Linked DNA regions of Homo sapiens: region 1 is linked to region 2. Evidence: chromatin loops called from intact Hi-C (ENCODE). Cell type or tissue: IMR-90. All regions are shown on one strand. Each heading gives the region's core, and the rest is flanking DNA. Links, peaks and the distances in the headings are about the cores only.

The links. A loop is a pair of places that touch in the nucleus more often than their neighbours do. Peaks named below come from ENCODE experiments on the same cell type or tissue, not always from the same donor. Only the 100,000 strongest peaks of a DNase experiment are listed, where the experiment ranks them.
Region 1: it touches region 2 in a loop (2.7-fold over the local background); 3 of 110 quality-filtered maps call a loop at or near these places.

The regions. Positions count from the first base shown.
Region 1 is chr11:28,958,319-28,968,432 of GRCh38, reverse strand. All of the region lies in intron 1 of LINC02742 (long intergenic non-protein coding RNA 2742), which reads right to left. Among named protein-coding and RNA genes, the nearest start is that of LINC02742, 61 kb to the right of the region's middle. In IMR-90, for the core only: no CTCF peak of the experiment used is centred there; DNase peaks (open chromatin) are centred at 3,442 and 5,082; H3K27ac peaks cover 2,216 bases.
Region 2 is chr11:29,169,521-29,179,634 of GRCh38, reverse strand. No RefSeq gene overlaps it. Among named protein-coding and RNA genes, the nearest start is that of LINC02742, 270 kb to the right of the region's middle. In IMR-90, for the core only: no CTCF peak of the experiment used is centred there; a DNase peak (open chromatin) is centred at 5,784; H3K27ac peaks cover 4,247 bases.

The sequences.
Region 1 (10,114 bases), core at 2,520-7,519, 210 kb after region 2:
GGCATAAGCCACCGCGCTGGGCCTCCCCTCACTCTTTAAGAGATGGGTTTTTTCCTCAACGCTAACACAATGCTGGGAAAACTCGACTGCTGAGTCCCTTAGTATTATTGCAACTCCAATCAATATGTCTGTGGGTACATATGTATGTATATGTACATATATACACAGTGTGTTTGATATAACAGTGACACAACTACAAAGAGTCTAATATAGGAAAATAATATCTCAATTTATTCACATATATCAGGTATTAGCCATTTTATAAACCACAGAGGCTTTGCTCACATGGTTACCATGACACAATCAAAATCCCTTGGAATATATTCTGCTGTCTACCCTATATTTCACAACCATTATTGTCGTCTCTTTGTATCACACACCACCTTCTCTTTGGCTCTGTTCTCACCCAGTGTGTCTTGGGAAACTTCTCATGGCACGAATTTGGGAATCAAACACTTCCTGTTTTGTCCTGTTTCACTAAGCCCAAAGGGAAGCACCCAAATTAGCCAAGCAACTCTTTTTCCACCAACGCTGACAAGGGTGTCTGCCACTGAGAGACAGCTCAGCCACCCAGGTGGGAAATATTACTGCAGACCAGACAGCTGCTCTCAATGCCAGAACAAACAGGTGTGGATTTTACTGATGCAACAGAAGTGAAATAAATAAAGCAAAATAGAGTTTTACTCATAATACAAATTTCCCAGAGTAAAAAGCAGGAAAGGGAATTTGCAGAGTAAATAACAAAGCACCCTCTTCTGATCCAGCTCAAAGTCATGGCCCCTGCTGCCCGCCATATTCCATGCTCTGAGAATTGTATGTGAATTGTCTCATAATAGTTGTCTCATAATAGAGACATGGGATTCTCCCCTAAGAATAGAAAGATGCTTACATAGAAAGAGGTACAAGGTTGTTAAATTTGTTTACTATGTTGGAAAACAGAGATGATGTTGTAAATTTTTTAAATGGCCATAGCGTTTGACAGCATATTTTATCTAGTGATGGAGTATTCATCTTCACCTCTTAAATCTGCATTTGACCTTGTGACTTGCTTTGGCTAATGGGATATTAGCAAACATAATGCAAGCAGAAGCTTGAAAAGTGCTTGTGCATTGGGACTTACTGTTGTGTGTGAAAATGCTTGAGTAAGTCTGCTGGAGACATGTATGTTATTCACCCATCCAAAAGCCAGATATGAATAAGGCTATCCAGGATAAGTCAATGCTTGTATGATTCACAAGCCAACTGTAATCACATGAATGAACCCAGGCAAGACAAACAGAGCTGCTCAACTGAGATGAGTCCAAATTGCTTACTCATTGAGTCAGGAACTAATAAATTGTGTTTGATGTGTTTGTTACACACCAGCATTTGACTGATACAGATGGCATAGCCCGCTCAAAGCTGCAAAGGGATCAAAGTCAGAAGCACCATTTACTGCTGAGTTCTGAGTCATACTTCTCAGCAGTATCATAGTTTTTTGGCAGAACAGTGACATGATTCCTCATGGCATTGAGTCCTATTCTAACAACTCAAGTAGGCTGAAAACAAAAGAAATCTTTAACTTTACCTGACATCATATACCATACCAAGGAAAATTTACGTTGCATTTTTTCTCTTTTCAATTTGTATTGGCATCAAGTACATATAGCTCCAGACCTGATATCAAAATAGGCATTTGAATCTGTGTACTACTGTACAAGGCTTAAAGATCTATGTTATTCATGCAGCATGCCTAGATCCCACTACATTTATATTTTAATTTTATTTATTTATGTATATATTTTTTAGATGAAGTCTTGCTCTGTTGCCCAGGCTGGAGTGCAGTGGCACAATCTTGGCTCACTGCAACCTCCGCCTCCTGGGTTCAAGCGATTCTCCTGCCTCAGCCTCCCAAATAGCTGGGATTACAGGCACCTGCCACCACACCCAGCTAATTTTTTTTGTATTTTTAGCAGAGACAAGGTTTCACCATGTTGGCCAGGCTAGTTTCGATCTCCTGACCTCATGTGATCCACCTGCCTCAGCCTCCCAAACTGCTTGGATTACAGGCATGAGCCACTGCGCCCGGCCCACTCCATTGAATTATAACTCAAAACAATTGCATATTCTTGTCAAATAACTCATTTTAAACTAGAAGAAATCTACCAAATGTGGGAAAAACATGTATAGAATAGAAACTTCTAGACAGAATGAAAGAAAAGTAGGAGTTCTAACAGCCAGGTACTGTAGAACAGTGCCCCTCAACTTCTAATGTTCACAAACAACCTGTCTTGTTAAAACACAGATTTTGATTCAGTGTCTCTGGGATCTAGTCTGATAGTTTGCATTTCAAACAGCTATCAGGTCATGCATAGCTGCTACTCCACAGATCATACTTTGAATAGCAAGACACTACAATTTCTCCCTGTTTTTGAATACCGAACATGATTCTGACAAAAATTGTAATGTGATACCAGACCATTCATTACTGAAGATCAACTTTTATTGAAAGAATATGTGGAAGTGCATAAACCCCCAAATATGAGACTCAATAAAAGCTACTGACTTATTTCATAAGTGACTTCAGAATAAGTGTTTTCTTATCTCAGGGATTACTCCTCCTAAAATCCAACTTTCTATGCTGTCTTTCTGGACATGTTATTGATAACTTGATAAAATTATATTTGTATAATATTGGCATCAGAGGGTTGAGCTGGAAGCAGAAAAAAATGTGTGGCCATTCTGTTCTTTTTGTTTTTGTAATTGTTCTTCTTATCCTATTTTTACTTTAATTTTACCTTAAGGATATTTTTCCCTTAAGACTTACCAGATGAAGGTTGGTATTTTTTGAGAAAAAGTATTTCTAGTGCTTGAACATAAAGTTTACCTGCAAGTCTACTATCTCTAGAAGCACTAATGCCAAAGCTGGCATCACATACTATACAAAGTTATATCAATTTGAAACTCCAAATATATCATTTTTTGTCCTACTTGGCTAACATCTACTTATTTTAGGATGAATAATTGTTGCATTAAATTATCAGTTTGTATATTCTTTTTAGTACATTATTGAGAGGTTATTAAAACAGAGACACTTGATTTCTAGTGCTCTTCCAATTTTTCTTGGAGACTTTCTAAGTAAGCCCAACAATTTGCTGGAAATCTTAATTACCATAAAAATTCTCCCTTACACACTAGGAAGTGCCATAGAGAAGAAGATTCATGCATAGGCATTAAATATCCAAACATAGGCATTGCACATCAGCTCTCAAATGCCAAACTTTCTACTTCCTACCTATAAGACCATGAAGAACCTAGCTTAGCCTTTCTTAAACCTAAGTTTTTTCTTTGTAGAAGTGAGGTAATAACATTTTTCTCATAGCTGCTGGTACATAATCCTTCATTTTAAAAGAAAAAAATCATAGTTTTCAACTTTTCAACATTATGTCATCTGGTGCAACAGAGAATAAGTCAACTTCCTTTTTGTAGGACAGCATTTCCAGTGTTTATTTATTCATTTAATTATTCAAAAATATCTGCGGAATGCCTAGTTCTAGGCAATGTACCATGTACAGAGGCTAAATATATGACTAGACATAGTTTTATTTGCCTGTGTGTAGTCCAGTGGGGGTATAGGTGCATAAAGAGAAAAATTGTTATGGTATGAAAAATAAAATAAAATTACGCATCAGGTATTATCAGAGAACAGAAGACATACTCCAGACAGAGGTAAAAGAAGAAATTCTAAGCAGAGAAGACAGAGATGCTATTTTATTTTCTCTTTTCCAGACACTGCACTCTGCATCTTGCAAGCATGATCTCATTTAACTTCCAAATAATGTGGTGAGAAAGATGTCACTATTCTTAATTTACAGAGGAGGAACCTGAGGTTTCATAAATAAGTGAATATTGTCATATAAGTAGTAGAGCAAGGATTTGAAACCAGACCCTTTAACTCCAGAGCTCAAATGCTAATATAGTCCAACTTGCTTTATTGTAAGTGCAAGGAACAGAGCAAAATCCTCTAAGCTATGTGTAGAGAAATATATACAGTTTGATATTTCTGGAATATAAATGTGAGGCAGAGGATAGTGAAAATTGAATCCAAAGCATTAGGCAGTGATGAAAGTCACTACTTTCACATTAAGTAACTTAAAATTTGTCATTGAGGCAATAAGGACCCTTTGAAGGTGACCTCCAAGAGGAAGACGAGGACAGATTTGCATATTAGGCTGATTCCTTTGTCAGTCAGGAGGATAATGGCTTTGAGAGACAAAAAAAAAATGAAACTAGTAATATCTGTTTGGTAACTTCAGCAGTATTCAATGACAGTGATTATGAGAGAAGTTGGGGGGAGCAGAGAAGGAAGGAGGAAAATTATACGGGAAATGTTTAGGATATAAAATTGGGGATTTTCAGTGTTTAGATGGGGAAATGTGGAAAATGGAGGAGAAAGATGACAAATGCCACCCTGTTTTCTAACCTCATTGATTAGGAAGATGTCAATGCCATCAATATGATGCAGAAAGAAAAGAGGCAGGACATTGCAGTTTTGGACATACTGAGCTTGAGGAGGAAAGAAGCTGCCCAGCATGCATTACCCAGGTTTAGTTACCATGCCTCTCTATAGCTTCTTACAACTGTAGTCTTCCTCAGTGTAAATGCATAGCCATCACTATCTGCTTTCCTAAAGTATACCAACCACACATTAAAATGCTGATGAGAACATCACCAGGGAATAGCATCAAACTTACAGAAGTGCAATTTTAGTAATGCATGCTCCTTCTGTCAACATCTGCACATTTTCCAATTCCCTGTTTTCTTCACTACATCTCTTCTCCTTAATTATTTCAGAGATTACTGACAATGTTTCTCCATGTCTTCTGCTAGTTCTTACAAGCCCTTGGTCCCAAAATAGTTAACTTATGAACTTGATATTTCCTAATACCCCACAACTTGAGCCTCATTCTCTCCTTAGTGAAATATTCTCTTTTTATGTGTTTAAAGATCATTACCAATGATTAAGAACTGATTCATTTTACTTTCTTTTTTCTCATTTTTAAGCACTATGTCATCTTCCCACAGGCAATCCTACGTTTCTTCACTGTCTCAGTTGAAACATGATTGCAAAACATCTTCTTGTTTGCTTCATGCTAAGAAAATATCAAATTCTTCTAGCTTTGCTTTCTTGACATTGTTTAAGCCCTTCCCATATTTTTAATTGTATTTAACTCCTTCCAACCTTAGATTATTTATTTTTAAAATCTGATCAGTTAAAAACATTCCTTTGCATTAGACTGTGTATATCTATAATGACAAATCAATTTTGTCAAATCTCTAAATAATCTTGAACTAAATTACTTTTTTAAGACTGCCCTCCCCAGAACATATTTTTTAATACTTTATATTTTTATGATGTATTTTCATAAGGATAATATCTTCTAGTAATGTTCAATATTTTCTGCCTTGCTGTATGAATCTTCAATATATCATGACCTTCCTACTAAGAGCTGCCTATCATCAATATTTTTAATCATTTTCTCCTTGATTATCAGAATTACCCCAAGTGGCTAATTTCAATGATTTTTTTTCAAGATAATATTTATCAAACCCTCTGATTTTAGTTGAATGCTACGTTCAGCACATGCTAAAGTTCGCCATTCCTACTACCTCTCACTTCTGCGATGCTGCCTTTGCAATCCTTATTAGGAAAGCTCTGAACATACCACTTCCTGATCAGGCAGACTATAAATCACTTAACAATGCCACCTTTATGTCTTTCTTTTCACCCTGACTCCTGTGAGTATGTGTGTGTGTGCGTTGTGCCATATTACCCTTAGGTGCTCAGATTTCCAATAAGAGGTATGACACTAATACATACTTGAATTGCTGATCATGATCTCTCCCACATTTACGTCTTTTTTTTTTTTTTTTGAGACAGGGACTCATTCTGTCATCCAGGCTGGAGTGCAGTGGCACGGTCTTGGCTCACTGCAACCTCCGCCTCCTGGTTTCAAGTGATTCTTCTGCCTCAGCCTCCCAAGTAGCTGGGATTACAGGTGGCTGCCACCACACCAGACTAATTTTTGTATTTTTAGTAGAGACAGGGTTTGGCCAGGACGGTCTTGAGCTCCTGACCTCAGGTGATCCACCCTCCTCAGCCTCCCAGAGTGCTGAGATTACAGGTGTGAGCCACCATGCTGGCCCCCTGCATTTTACTTCTTTAAGAATATTTTATTTTCTATGATTATATGAGTTTTTGAACCACTCTAGAAAAATCTCCATTTGAAGAAAAACAAGAAGAAAAAAATAACCTACCATGCATTGATTTGAAATGATCCATAATTGTCAAGGCCATTCATGTGAAGTTTTATAATTCTTCCCTGTCACTGGCTTCACTGATCTTTTTTTTTCCCTAAATTTTCTACTTGTCTCCACTCTGAACATGTTATCTGATCTGCAAGCTGTCACATTGATAGCATGTTCTTGTACATGTCTTACTCAACACGTCCTACTCATACCAGGGTTGTGCAAATAGTTCATACAGCCTTGTATTTTAGTTGTTTTATCTTGCCTCTCCAGCAAAGTCTAAATTCTGAAGGGATAGACATCTGATTTTAATTTGAATACCCTTAACAACACCCAGCACATATTCCAGTTATTTTAAAAAAAATAAACAGAATGAAAAAATAAATCTGTAACAATAGCCCTAACATTTCCTATCAAACTACGAAATCAATTGTATGAGCAGTAAAAAAAATAAGAATTTGTTTCATGACAGTCACTCCCTAATTTATGTGCATTAAGTCCAGAAAACAGAATAATTGATTAAAATAACTAAATTAAACTCTAATACTGTTCTTTAAAGCACGATATTAAAGGAGAAATTTCAATGTTTCCTGTATTGAACATCAACACAAATTCAGATAAATGCAATCATGTTAACATTTTTAACATATCAACAGTGATATGGAAAATGGCATGAATCACTTACGTTAGTCAATAATTATAAATAGGAAACTGATTCCTTAAAATGTACTCTTTCAATTTTCTATTTGCATAATTAAAATTATGGAAGAAGCTCATTTGTACAATTTGTTTTCCCATGGTATGTAGTTACCATGACAATGGTTATTGTTTGAGGATGAGCAGGATATTAATATGAGTATTATTCAGTGCAGAATTATCAGAGAATGATCCTACTCAATAATAAGTCAGTGTATCTGAAAAAAAAAAGAGAATGTAACCATTCTGAGCTTTTATTAAATGAGATTTTTAAAATTACCTTTTAGGAAAGATGGAACTTGTTTTTCAAAAAGCACATTATTACTAATTTATTCAAATATCACAACACACCAGCTTAGATCAGGTGATGCACAGGCTCTGTTCCCTATAGAAGGACAATGTTTTCTGTTCATAATTACCTGCTGTGACAGTGTCACAAAAAGAACATTTCAACAGAAACTGCATCACCAAAAAGAAATTCACATTTAGAAAATTATGATTATAGGATTAGGAATGTTTTATTTGTTCTTAAATAACTCAATTCTATAGAATGAAGTATATAATATGTAGCAGGGAACAGGCTTTAAAACAACAAAAACAACCACCTGGGGATTTCTGAGCTTTAGTCTAATATGATACCTCTTTGAAATTTTGAGCATGTTATAAATAGATTTGAGACTCTTCCCTGTAAATTTAGGAAAATAATTTTTAACCTATCCCATGGTTGTTTGTGCTACACCTAATGTATGCTTAAAATTGTAAATGACTACAACATCTCTCATATAATTGTTACGATATTTTTCTCTTATCAAGAAGCAAGGCTGCCCTATATGGTTACACAAGATATCCACTTAAAATTACACATAGAAATTTACACATAGAAAACTATGTTGACAGTCCTACAACTTGGCAACCTCTGTCCCATTGAGGTTTGTTATCAATTATATAATAGATTTTCACTCATCAGGATATAAAACTTGCTCTAAATGATAAAGAATGTTGAATTCTAACTGATTTGCTCTTTGAAGTGCTTAAAGTTTGCAGAAGACATGTTTCTACTGATTCTTGAGTGGTCCGGATTATTTCTATATTTCAAAACAGCTTTCTAGTTATTAGTTTAATTTCCATCAAAGTTCTCAAATGGAATTACTTATACTTATTGAATGTAAGTAATTTGAAGTAAAAGAAGAAAAAATTTGAACCATTACTTTCAGATTACAAATATATGTTATTCTTATACAAAGCAGAAGGCAAGTGCTAAATAACTTTCAACATAAAATGTAATTTCCAAAAAATGATCAATTTAGATGGGTTTCTTTGCTCTCTACCCTACCCTACACCATTCCAAATGGATTCACTCTTCCTTATAGTTAGGAACACTTCATTTGCAAAGGTAGATAATTTGTCCCACCTGCAACTCCTAAGAACTGAATCATTTTGCTATGATTTTCATAACACCCATCTTAAAGAAAACTAAAGCAATAGTTAAAAAATAACTTTCTTTTTTGAAAACAAGATAGCAGTTTTGGTTCAACATAGAAGCATTTTTCTCAAAATGGTAGTATTCAAGTCTAGTAAAGTTTGCATAAGGAAGATCAGCCTATATAGTTCCGATAGAAATAAAGCTTGCTCATTGTCAGAAAGTAATTGAAACATGAGTATCAAAAGTCTTTAAATTTTGTCTATTAATTCTATATGTAAGACTGTCTCACATTTAAGAACTCCATTATTAAGAATCTCCCTTATATCTCTCTTAGGGAAATAATTCTGAAATACAAAGAAAGATTTCTACACGAAGACATTTTATCATCATCAATGTGTTTAAAAGACCTGAAAGTCCTACATTATTTTAATAATAAAATTATATCAAGTTCATGTATCCAGACACTTTCCATGTGGCAGAAAACCCAACTCAAACTTCTATAAGCCAATAAAAAACACATGTATCAGTAAGATGGGAAATATATTGGCTTACATAGTTGAAATCATCAGGGATATATCAGGAAGAATATAAGTATTGGGGAGCACAAACAATCTGTCGTTTCAGTTTCCTTCCAGTTGCCTGGTTCCTTGAAGTGTCAATGTGGCTGCCAGTAGCACTGCAACTACCATTCAAGTCCAGCATACAGAATAAAAGGGTCTCTTGTAGAGTTTGTATAGCTTCTGAAAAGTACTGTGATTATAACTTGCTACAGTGCAGCATTGCTAAAGCAATCATTGTGGCTAGAAATATAAAATTACCCTAACTGGCCAAGCTTTAGTCAAGTGCCTATCCTTGACTAAATGAATTATTATAACAAGAGGGTTTCTGTGGTTATTTTTCTTTACAAAGCTGTGTGACTGCCTTATTCTGTTTTCTGATGTTTAAAACAGAATATCTGAAACTGGGTAGTTTATAAAGAGAAGGAATTTATTTTTTACAGTTATAGAGCCTGAGAAGTCCAAGGCCAAGGGGCCACGTCTGGTGAGAACCTTCTTGCTGGTGAGGGCTCTCTGCAGAGTCCCAAGGCAGCACACGCCATGACTGTGTGTGCTAGCTTAAGTCTCTCTTCCTCTTCTTATAGATCCACCAGCCCCATTCTCATGAAAACGCATTGATCCATCAGTCCATGAATAGATTAATTCATTCATGAGCACAGTGCCCTCATGACCCAATCACCTTTTAAAGGCTCTACCTGTCAAGACAGCCACATTGGGGATTGAATTGCTACATGAGTTTTGGAGAAGACAAATATTTAAACCATACCAATGACTTTGGGAAAGTGTGCTAAGTTTTGGGGAACTAGTTTCTCACACACTAACTAGGAGATTTGGGCTAGATCATTTTGGAAAGCCTTTTAACCATTACTATGTATCATTCTACAGTGTTGACTATGGGCTGACTTGTGACATAAAAGCATTTTCTGGGCAGGAACAAGTATTTCAGGATTAACTTATGAATATGGGTCATGTGGTCTGTTACCCAGCATGTCTTAAAGTTGCTTAAAGGAATTATGCCAAGGGGGACAAAAACCAAGGTGTTTTTAAAAAGATATTTTAAAATATTGACTTAATTAGATTGAACCACAACATTTTTGGTGAAAACATAATTGGAAAACTTATCAAAGCCTAGAACAAATCCAAGCTATGG
Region 2 (10,114 bases), core at 3,193-8,192:
CCTTGCCACGCTGCTACTCCAACCCAAAACAGATGAGTGACCTCTAAGGTATTGCAACTTTTCCATCAAGAGACACTTGGTACCTGGAAAAATGGTGGGTAAGAGCCTCTACTAAGTTTCCTGCTGAATGAGCCATGACATTTTCAGGGAAGATTGAGGATGACTGCCTCCTTGCTTTCCTCAGAGATGCAGTAGGGTGCACGCCTAAATTTGACTCTCTTGTACCCATACTCAGGCCCCTGCCAAGGGCAAAAGTTGGCATGAAATACAGGCCTTCTCCCCAATTAATGTGACTGAGACACCCATGTAGGAGATGGGGAGGAAGTAGGGGGAACTTGCAAGGAGAAGCTAGGTAGAGTCCATGCAACATAGGGTGAAGAGTGGGTGATCAAGAAGCCATCTCAAAAAAAAAAAAAAAAGGTAGAAAACAGAAATATAAGTTATGTAAGTATATCCTCCATTGGACTATCAGAGTTCACTTATAAAACATAAATTAAAAAATGAAATTATTAAGAATTTCAAGGTAACAATTGCAAAGAATTATATCCCAAGAGTGGGGCCCTTTGAGCATGGCAGCCTATATAGTTGTGTATATAACTGTGTGGTTACAACCTATGAAGCTGACTGTGGTTTTTATTATCTGAATTTAGTCAGAGAGGCAATGAGAAAGGGTGATTAGTTTAAAAAGCCTGTGTAAATCTTATGCAGATCTGTTGCTTTGGTGGCAACAGAGTGTAAAGGTTAAAAATCTGAGTTTAGGTTTATATAGACCTAAGTTCAAATCCCAACTCTTCATATTAGATAATTTGAGAAAAGATTGTAAGCTCTCAAATTTGATGTCTTCTGTTTTAAATATGTAGTAAAACAGATTTTAAAATTTTGAACAGGTTGAAAATGTAATTCATGTAAAACATTCAACACAGACCCTGTCACATACTTTGGTAGTGAATAAATGTTCTCAATTATTATCATTAATATTTGTGATACATTTGAATTTGGAGATTTAAGTAAAATTTTAGTCAGCAAAAATACTTGTTTCCTGCTTCGTGTATTATCTTAGACATACATCTCAAAATCCTGAAAGATCTAATCACATAGCAAATATATATATATATATATGTGTGTGTGTGTGTGTGTGTATACATATATACATATATAGTTATTTCTCAATGCATATATATATGCATATATATGTATGTGTATATATACATACATATGTGTATATATATACATATATGTATGTATATATATGCATATATATGTATGTATATATATTGCATATATATGTATGTATATATATTGCATATATATGTATGTATGTATGTTTATGTGTATATATATATATATATATGCATTGAGAAATAACTAAGTACCAGGCATTCAAGTATGTTATATTAATTCTTATTCTGTTTCTATAGCAACTTTTGAGCATCATCAAGCCATTTTATAGATGAAGAAACTGAAGCTGAAGAAGGTTAAGCAAATTCCCAGGATTTAATAGCTGATGAGATAACTAAGATCCAACCTGCAGTCTGCCTGACTATGAAGTCTGTGTTAATAACCCCTGTGTCATATTGTCTAGATGCATTTCAACCTGGTTTACATTGAAAATGTTAATAAATAATCATGCTGGGGACCTAGCCTAGATTATTTTAATCAGAATATGAAACCTCAGAGCCTGAGGTTAAAAAATATTTTTAATGTGATTTAGGTGATTATTATGTGCATCCAGGGTTAAGAACTAACTAGTCTAGATGTTATAATGCACCTGGGAGGCTCTTAAGATATTTTGGGTTAGGTCATATAGCAGGCCATTTTGAAATCATGAATAGCAATGGAGACTCCATCTATTTTTTTTTTTTTTTACCCCAAGAGTGTTTTAAGACAAACACCAAAGAAGATTCATTGTAAGAAAGCAAAGGTATTCTTTCTTGTACAGGAAGAAAGAGTTGTTATCGTCATGACCTTGAATAATCTTTTATAGATGGGTGTGGGAGTATGATTTATTTTCTCAAACTCAGAGAAGTAAAAGCATCTGTGTACTGATCTAAAAGAATGTGTGGAAAACATAGGATGAGGAGAAGAATTACTACATAGCTTGGATCAGAAATGTCAAGGCGGGCAGACGTGGGATGGTGGAAAAGGAGTGTGTCATGAATACATCCTAAGTGGGCCCCTCCTTCACATTTGTTAGCATCATTTATAATAGGATGAATAATAGTGTTAAGATGTATGCTCCATGATGTGCCCCTTTATCCAGACAAATACAAAGCAGCTCCAATAAAGGTATTAACCAAGGTCAGCATATGCAAACTAGAGATAGGGTGCTAGTGATTTCAGCCCCAGTCCCAGTGGGAGGGCAATTCATAGAAATAACTGCCTCAGTTCCCCAACTTTATTCTGAAGATGGAGACTTATAAACAAGGCATTGATTCTTCCAATCGTTATACCTATTAATTCTATTTCCTAGGGTCACTTTCTAGAAGGGCATTAAATTAAGGGACTGATGTTATGTGCAGAAATAGGGGCTGTGGCTAGAGAAGGATGCTTTGACCAATTTAAACACGTAAAAATATAACCAAATTATGTCAAAGGCCACCAAGCTCAAGAAAGCCTTACTGTGAAACAGCCACCATAATATCATTTATATTATTATGTAAATATAATTTACATAATTATACAAATTATATAATTATATGTTATAATTATATAATTATATAAATATAATCCTCAAGTTAAAGGAAACACTCAAATTGTTAGTGTTAGTGAACTAAAGACCAGTCTCCATAGATATTGGCGATAGATATTAGTGTAAACTGTCTACTTTGTTCTGAAAAAGAATATCTTCATTATGTTAACCAAAACTATCAAGGATCCTAGAATTTTTCTCTAACAGCATCAAAATAGTGGCCTAATTCATGATAATGTGTAAGGAACCATGACGTGGTAAAAAGAATATAGATTTTTGACTCAGAATTGTTTGAATTCAATTTTGGTTTCTACTAACAATCTATTCTTGGGCAAGTAACTTAGTGTATTAGAACCTAATACTTTTTATCTGTGAAATGAGAATAATATTTACCATTTAGGTTTATTCTGAGGCTTATAGATAGTATCTGTGAAGCAGCAAGTACAATATATCTAGAAATTATTCCATCGATAATGATCATTATTCTATTATATTTTCATTGTTGGAAGTCAACTCACTCTCCTAACATCTTGTCAAGGACCTGTGCTTTCATATCCTGGAACTCAGCCATGCATTTCCCTGTTCCTCTCAGAATAAAATATTACTGGCCTAGAGAGTAGCCCTGAAATTAAACCTACTCACCAGAAAGGACAGATTCTGGGGGAATTGGCCAAACAAGAGGAGTTAAGCAAGAGTTTCTGCTGGCAGACAAAGTCTAGTGCCCAAGAAACACAGCAATAACTAGGCACAATTCATATGAGTTATCAGGAACCATCTTAGAACAGTAGGTTAGGTCAGCACATAGGAAAGCTTATATGCAGCAACTCATCAGGGCTATTGCCTTGCTGTCTTCTACTTAAGGGAATTCTAGATAAGGCATGTCATAGTTTGAGGTCTAGTTCTAACAAGGAACTTCTAGTTAAAGGATGGGTTCCATATACTAAGGAATCCAGGTCCGAAGCAAATCAGCAAAACAGGTTCATACGGGTAAAAACCATGGAACAAGACCATTTATAAGTATTGAAGTATGGCTTAGAGCTCAGAAGTGAGGTGATATCCCAACTTTCATATTTGAGTAGAAGATTTGCTCTAGATAAAGATAACTGATGCAGAATTGTCATTACTACTGCTGTTCAGGAATTAGGTTTACTCTTTCCAAAATCCCTAAGAGAGTTGCCATCCATCTCCACTTGACTGATGAAAAAGCCATAACTCAGTATGGACAAGTAAATTACTCAAAACAAAGCAAGCAGTGAGTTCCAAGTCTGATAGCCAAACTCAAATTTATCTGAGTTTAAAAGAATGGACTGAACCAAGGTACACTGTACTACTGACGAAAAATAAATAAAAAGTAAAAAACAAAAACTTCGGCTTCAGTTGAGATTGGTTCTGACAACAGATGGCAAGTTTAAAGCTGCATCTTATGATCAAACAGCTCTTGCTGTGGGAAACCTGATCCTAAAAGCCTGATATGGACGACAGTTTGTTGTCTAACACAAAGGGCTTTAAAATCAAGCAGCAACATCTTCTTGTTCAGACCATCAGTAGTAGTTTTCATAATTTCCTCTCTGTGACCATTGTTAAGGACCTCTGGAATCTCATGGAATCTATTGGAATTGTATTTGTATATTCTGTAGTTTGTACTATCATCATGGTCACTGTATTTCTCACCACAATATTTCATAAAGGAATTGTCCTGACTTAATGTTTAGGGAAGATTTAATGATTGGTATCATCCACTAGATTGCTTCCTTTTCAACATATTATAAATTGTTTGTTGATATCTGTATTGTCAAGGGCGTATTGTAGTTAGTGTTGCTGGGGTTTCTATGCCTTATTTGGAGTATCACTAGAAATATTTCCCTCCCCATCTCACTGTAATTAATATTACATGGCATATTTGGCTCTTCTGTATACATTCAGATGCATGTGCAGATGTCCAGAGGGAAAAGGCTCTTCTCATTGTTCCACTAGGAAATGTCAGAGAGGTGCTCAGTTCCCTTATAGATTCGAAAAGGAGTTTAAGTAGGCTTCATTCTATGAAGTCTGGGGACAGGAGAGGTCTAAAGGGAAAGAAACAGCCTTTCTTACCTCTTCTTCATAATTCTTTTTTAAAAAAACTGTGGGATTATGGAAGAGATAGTTGGGTTGAAAACCAAAACCTCACACTTGTTAAGCAGAAAACTTTTGATAAATATTAAGAATAAATTATCTGCAAATATTATGTAACAATACTTCTGTTCCATGGGAATATTCATTTGCTATATTTACTCTTCTATTTTCTGTCTCTCTTTTTTCAGATGTGTAATTCTCAGTCTACCTGACATGTCCTTGAAGAAGTCCCAAGAAAATAAAATTATTGTAATTTAAATAAGCCCCACCATAAAGAACCTTTCCTTCAACAGCTCTCCCAAACTCTTGCTATCCTTCTGGTAGCCTGAAAGACTTAAACACATATAACAAAACACTTAACTTTCCATCTCAGGGGAATACCTACATAATGGAGAATCTATTTGAACAGGCCAACTGAAGAGCAATTAAAATAAAAACATAAAAAACCTACTTTCTAAATGGTATATGAATGGAGGTAAGATGGTACTTCCCAGCAAATGAATAATTTTACAGAGTAATTGAGTCCTTGTTTATTTCTTTTAGGAAAATATGTTTTCTGCATTTAAAAACATATTGAAGATAGCTGTCCTCAGTGGTATCCAGCATTAGCAGTTAAACAATTTACAGGAGATAAATTTTCTACTTTGACTGCATAGAATAGTAAATTAGTGAAGACCTCTTGAAATTATTGAGACTGTCATACAGTTAGAAATTCACTGAATGCTATTTATGTGTCTTTGTAGCTTGAAAATTTAATGAGGCTGAAATCTGAAGAATAAAAATATTTCCACTACAAAAATGAAAAAAGTGTTTGAATGAAATCTAGTTTCATTGCATGCCTAAGATCTCAAGACCCAAACAACATTTTTCTTCCATAAGATCACATGGAGTGAAAATGAGTCAACATTCAATAGGATCTTTGTTTAAAAGACATCAAAGGAATGCTGACAATCTCACCATTTCACTCCTCTTCTTATCATCTGTGTAGACATAATATGCTCGATTTTCAGGAAGCCTAGAGCATCTTATACATTTTTGGTACTCCTTATGGAATGTGGATTGTGTAGTTATTGGCCCTGAATGTATAAACTATGAATTAAGTGTCACTTGAATGGAAAATTATTTGAAGAAAGTACACCATGATTCACTTCTAATGAATGCTTTTATATGTCTCTGCAAATGTATTCACCCAAAGAAGTTTTCATAGAAGCAGGCCAAGAAACTATTCTTTCTTGTGATATTTTATCTAGCAATTTTTAAAGTAAAATAATTCCCTAAAGCTAAGAAGTTTTCTTTTATTATCAAATAGCACACATAGAAATTTCCTGTGTCTGGTTAAAATCTTACCAGATAACCAATTGAAATTAAAATATTTTCTAACCCACAAAAGCATATATTCCACAAAGACTGAGAACACTTGATAGATACACAAAAACATGAACTAAATGCTTTGATAGTCAACCTACCAGAGGCAACTAATACAGACCTTACATCCTTTTAAAAAGTGAATGTTACCCAATATTTATACGAGTAAACTTTTGCACTCTGACTTCTTGGGGTTTTGTTTTGGTTCAAATTTTCTGTGTTTTCTTATAAAGACCTATGGAACTTTAGTCTTTATAATAAAAACTAAAAAAAAAAAAACACCAAATAAAAATAACTGCACATCCTTGATTCTTAGTATCTGGGACTCAGTTCAGTTGGCTGATGATTATGTGTTTGATAAAGACTTATGAATCTTGTGTATAATAAAAATAATTTAAAAAACAACAAAAATAATCTGCAAATGTGTGGTTTCTAGTATTTAAGACTCAGTTCACTGTTCTTCGCTGATCATTATGTAACATTATCAGAGACAGATTTTTGTGCTGTGCCCGATTGCAGAAGACCTTCCCTGCTAATTAGAAAAGTGAGGTCTAATCCAAAAGACAAAGATCCAGTAGCAAATATTGTCCAAAGGGTGATAAAATCATCCTTGTTTTACGGAGTAAAAATTTGTGACAATTTAGAAAACTGAATTGCACCCAGAGCATTTGGTTGTAGTTGCAGTTTTTCAAGTGATAGATGATGAGGGATGGGATTTAACACATTGGCCATTGAGATAGATATGGGAAATGGATCTTAAAAAATCTCTAGATATAACTGATACTCTATATATGGTTTAAATAGAAAGAATGGGATATAGAGGGGGTTAGTATAAAAAATGACATCAAATGCCCTGGCTGCGGAAGCAGAGCCAATGATTTTAAGAGAACAAGGGAGGTAGAGAAAGATTAGAAGGAGATGAGAAGTTCTGTTTTAGAAGTGCCCAATTTCAGGTACCTATAATTAAAGATGGTTACATCAAACAGGCTATTAGAGCTCTAAATTGTGTAAAAGAAAGTCTGGACTATAGTAAGAACTATTTCATTTCTCTTTTCCCGATTTTTCCCTTTGAAAGTTTATAGGACAACTTTAGGAGATGACTCCAATATCCGTGGAACTGAAGGTGAACTTAGGGCTGCAGTGGCTCTAATGATGCCTTATGGTCACTATTATTCCTTTAATTAGACTAATTGAAGGTTACACATTCAAGTCCGTCTTGCTCTGTCCTTCCTTTGGATTTAAAAAGCTTTGAATGCTCTCTGATCATATATCCTCTACCAATATTGAAAGACAGGTGCACCTTAACTGTAGAGGCCAAAGAAAGATTTGAATATCCTATTACCTTGAGTCCCAAAAATGCAGCTACTTCCTTTTATACCATTATTTTCAAAGCCTGAAATTGAAAATGCTTTAATTTCAATATGGTTGAATGGAAACAGAGGTAAATGAGTGCTGAACCACTTTTGTTCCCAGCAATTTTTCTCATAAACTTTGCTATTAACATTTTGTTTTAGCATTATTTTTTCAACCTTTGGCACGCACTTATGCAGGTATGCATGTAGCATTGCTTTTCTGACTTAATCTTCACAATGGTATTAGCATTTGGTAACTTTTTAAATTCTTGTTTTACAGATGGAAAAATAAATCTAAGGATATTACAATGTTAAGTAACTTCTTCAGGGACACATAGCTAGTGGGGGTTGGAATTTAAACCTACCACTGGAATGAACTATGTTTTGTTATGCTTAATTACCTAGTTGCAGAACACTGTACTGAGTTTTTGCTGAAATCATATCAAATCTAAGGTAGCTTCCAGGTTTAACATCATGAATCTATAATATACACAGCTGTAGAAGGAAAAAATTTATAGAAAAGCCTCAAGTAATTAAATAGACATTTTCATTAAAGAAAGTTTCTATGTTTGTGGTTTGTGGGATGAAAAATGTGAGAGTTACTCATCACTCATCAGCCTTGGGAAGATGATTATCATTGGCTTTATTTCTGGAAGACTTTAATGTTGGAGATGAGATTTAGAAAACCTTTGAAAAAGAGGAAAGAAGGTAGACTTTAAGTAAAAGGTTGTTCCAAGAATAATGAATGGCATGAGTGAGAATATAAGTGAGAAAGGCATGGTAGGGAATAGGGTAGGAGGTGAGAGTATAGAGGGAACAGTGAGTTCTTTACTCCTCCACACCTTGTATGTGATAATTAATCTAGAAAGACAGAAGAGAAAGGAATGGTGAGAAAGGGTGGGCAATTACTTAGGCAATCTAGAGAAGCCCTTGAATTTGATCCTTAGAGACTGGGCAGAGAAGGAAAAATTTCATGGCCTTTACCACAGTCAAGGAAACAGGTTCTAAAAGCAGAACTTGGACTTGTGATTTGATTGGGTAGCCAGAAGGAAGGAACAGTTATAGGAGATGTATTAAGTCCAAGTATTAGGCCACACTCATGGAGTAATATACAGAAAACATGAAATAGGCTGCTCTTCCTGCAACGGCTGGATTGCCATAGGATAGATACCGCAGGAAGAAACTCAGCTGTAAGAAGCAAAACTTTTTACAATGAAATATAGCTGGTTAAAAATATGTTATAAGTACATTATAAGCAGCAGCTCTGCATCAGATGAACAATTTAGGTCAATTCTGTTAATCCCTAAAGCCAAGTTCCCTAAGGCTGGGAATTTGTTAGAAATGCAGAATCCCAGGCCTCATTCCAGACCAATTGATTTGAATCCACTTTGAGAAACATTGCCCTAAACTCTCTTATTTTTACTTCTCTCATTTATAAAGCACGGATAATGGCTTCAGTATAAGGTTATGTCAGAATTAAATTAAATGGTATTCTCCAAGGGTTTAGTAGGGTATTTGGCATAGTGGGTGTCAAATAATTGGAAATTAATGTATTAATATTAGTAATAGTATATATGGAAGAATTATTTTTAAATCTAAAATAGAATTTATGGGTCAGGTACAGTGGCACATGCCTGTAATCTCAGCACTTTGGGAGGTTGAGGCAGGTGGATTGCTTGAGCCCAGGAGTTCGAGCATGGGCAACATGGTGAAACCCCATTTCTACAAAAAAAATAAAAATAAAAAATTAGCTGTACATGATGGTGCACACCAGTAGTCTCCGCTACTCAGGAGGCTGAGGTAGGAGGATAGCTTAAGCCCAGAAGGTCAAAGCTATAGTCAGCCATGATAGTGCCCCACACTCCAGCCTGGGCAACAGAGCAAGACCCTGTCTCAAATAAGTAAATAAATAAATAAAACATTAAATTTAAAAAATGAAATAGGAGGCATGTTGTTGTAAAGACTAGATAAATCCCACTTCAGAATTGGGCATTTTAATTTCTATTCCATACACAGAGTTTCACCGTGTAGGCTACCAATTGTTTATAATTCGACCTATATTTAGAAGAAAATGACCAGGTGGATGGATTGATTTTGAATGGTGCCTCGGTTGGCTGAATTTTGCTGAAGGAATTTTATTACATGTGGTTTCTGAATCATTTTCAGTATCAGTGCCTAAGAAAGGGAATTGTGAGCCAAAAAACTAATTGTCAGATTAATAGAGTTCTAATATGTAATGCAAATATTATGCTAATGAAATAAAAGTGCAGACCTGCCCTTAATTACTCAACCTGTCTCTCCTTGGGACATGCATGTGTTTATTTTATTGCTCAGCTTTAATCTATTCTCATTATTCTTGATCAGGTTTGTAAATGGGTTCAAAAGACCTTTGGGCCTGACAATATTTTAATCAACCCCAAAATCTTTCCTGCTTCAGCAATATTATATAAAATCACAGCACTCTGTATTCCCAGTCCACCTTCATGTCTGCTTTTTCTTAATTATCTAAATAGAGAAAAACTATTTGCAACATCGCAATCTCTATACTAGACCATATCTCCAAAGAGAACCTTAATCCTGATGCCCTTACAAAGGA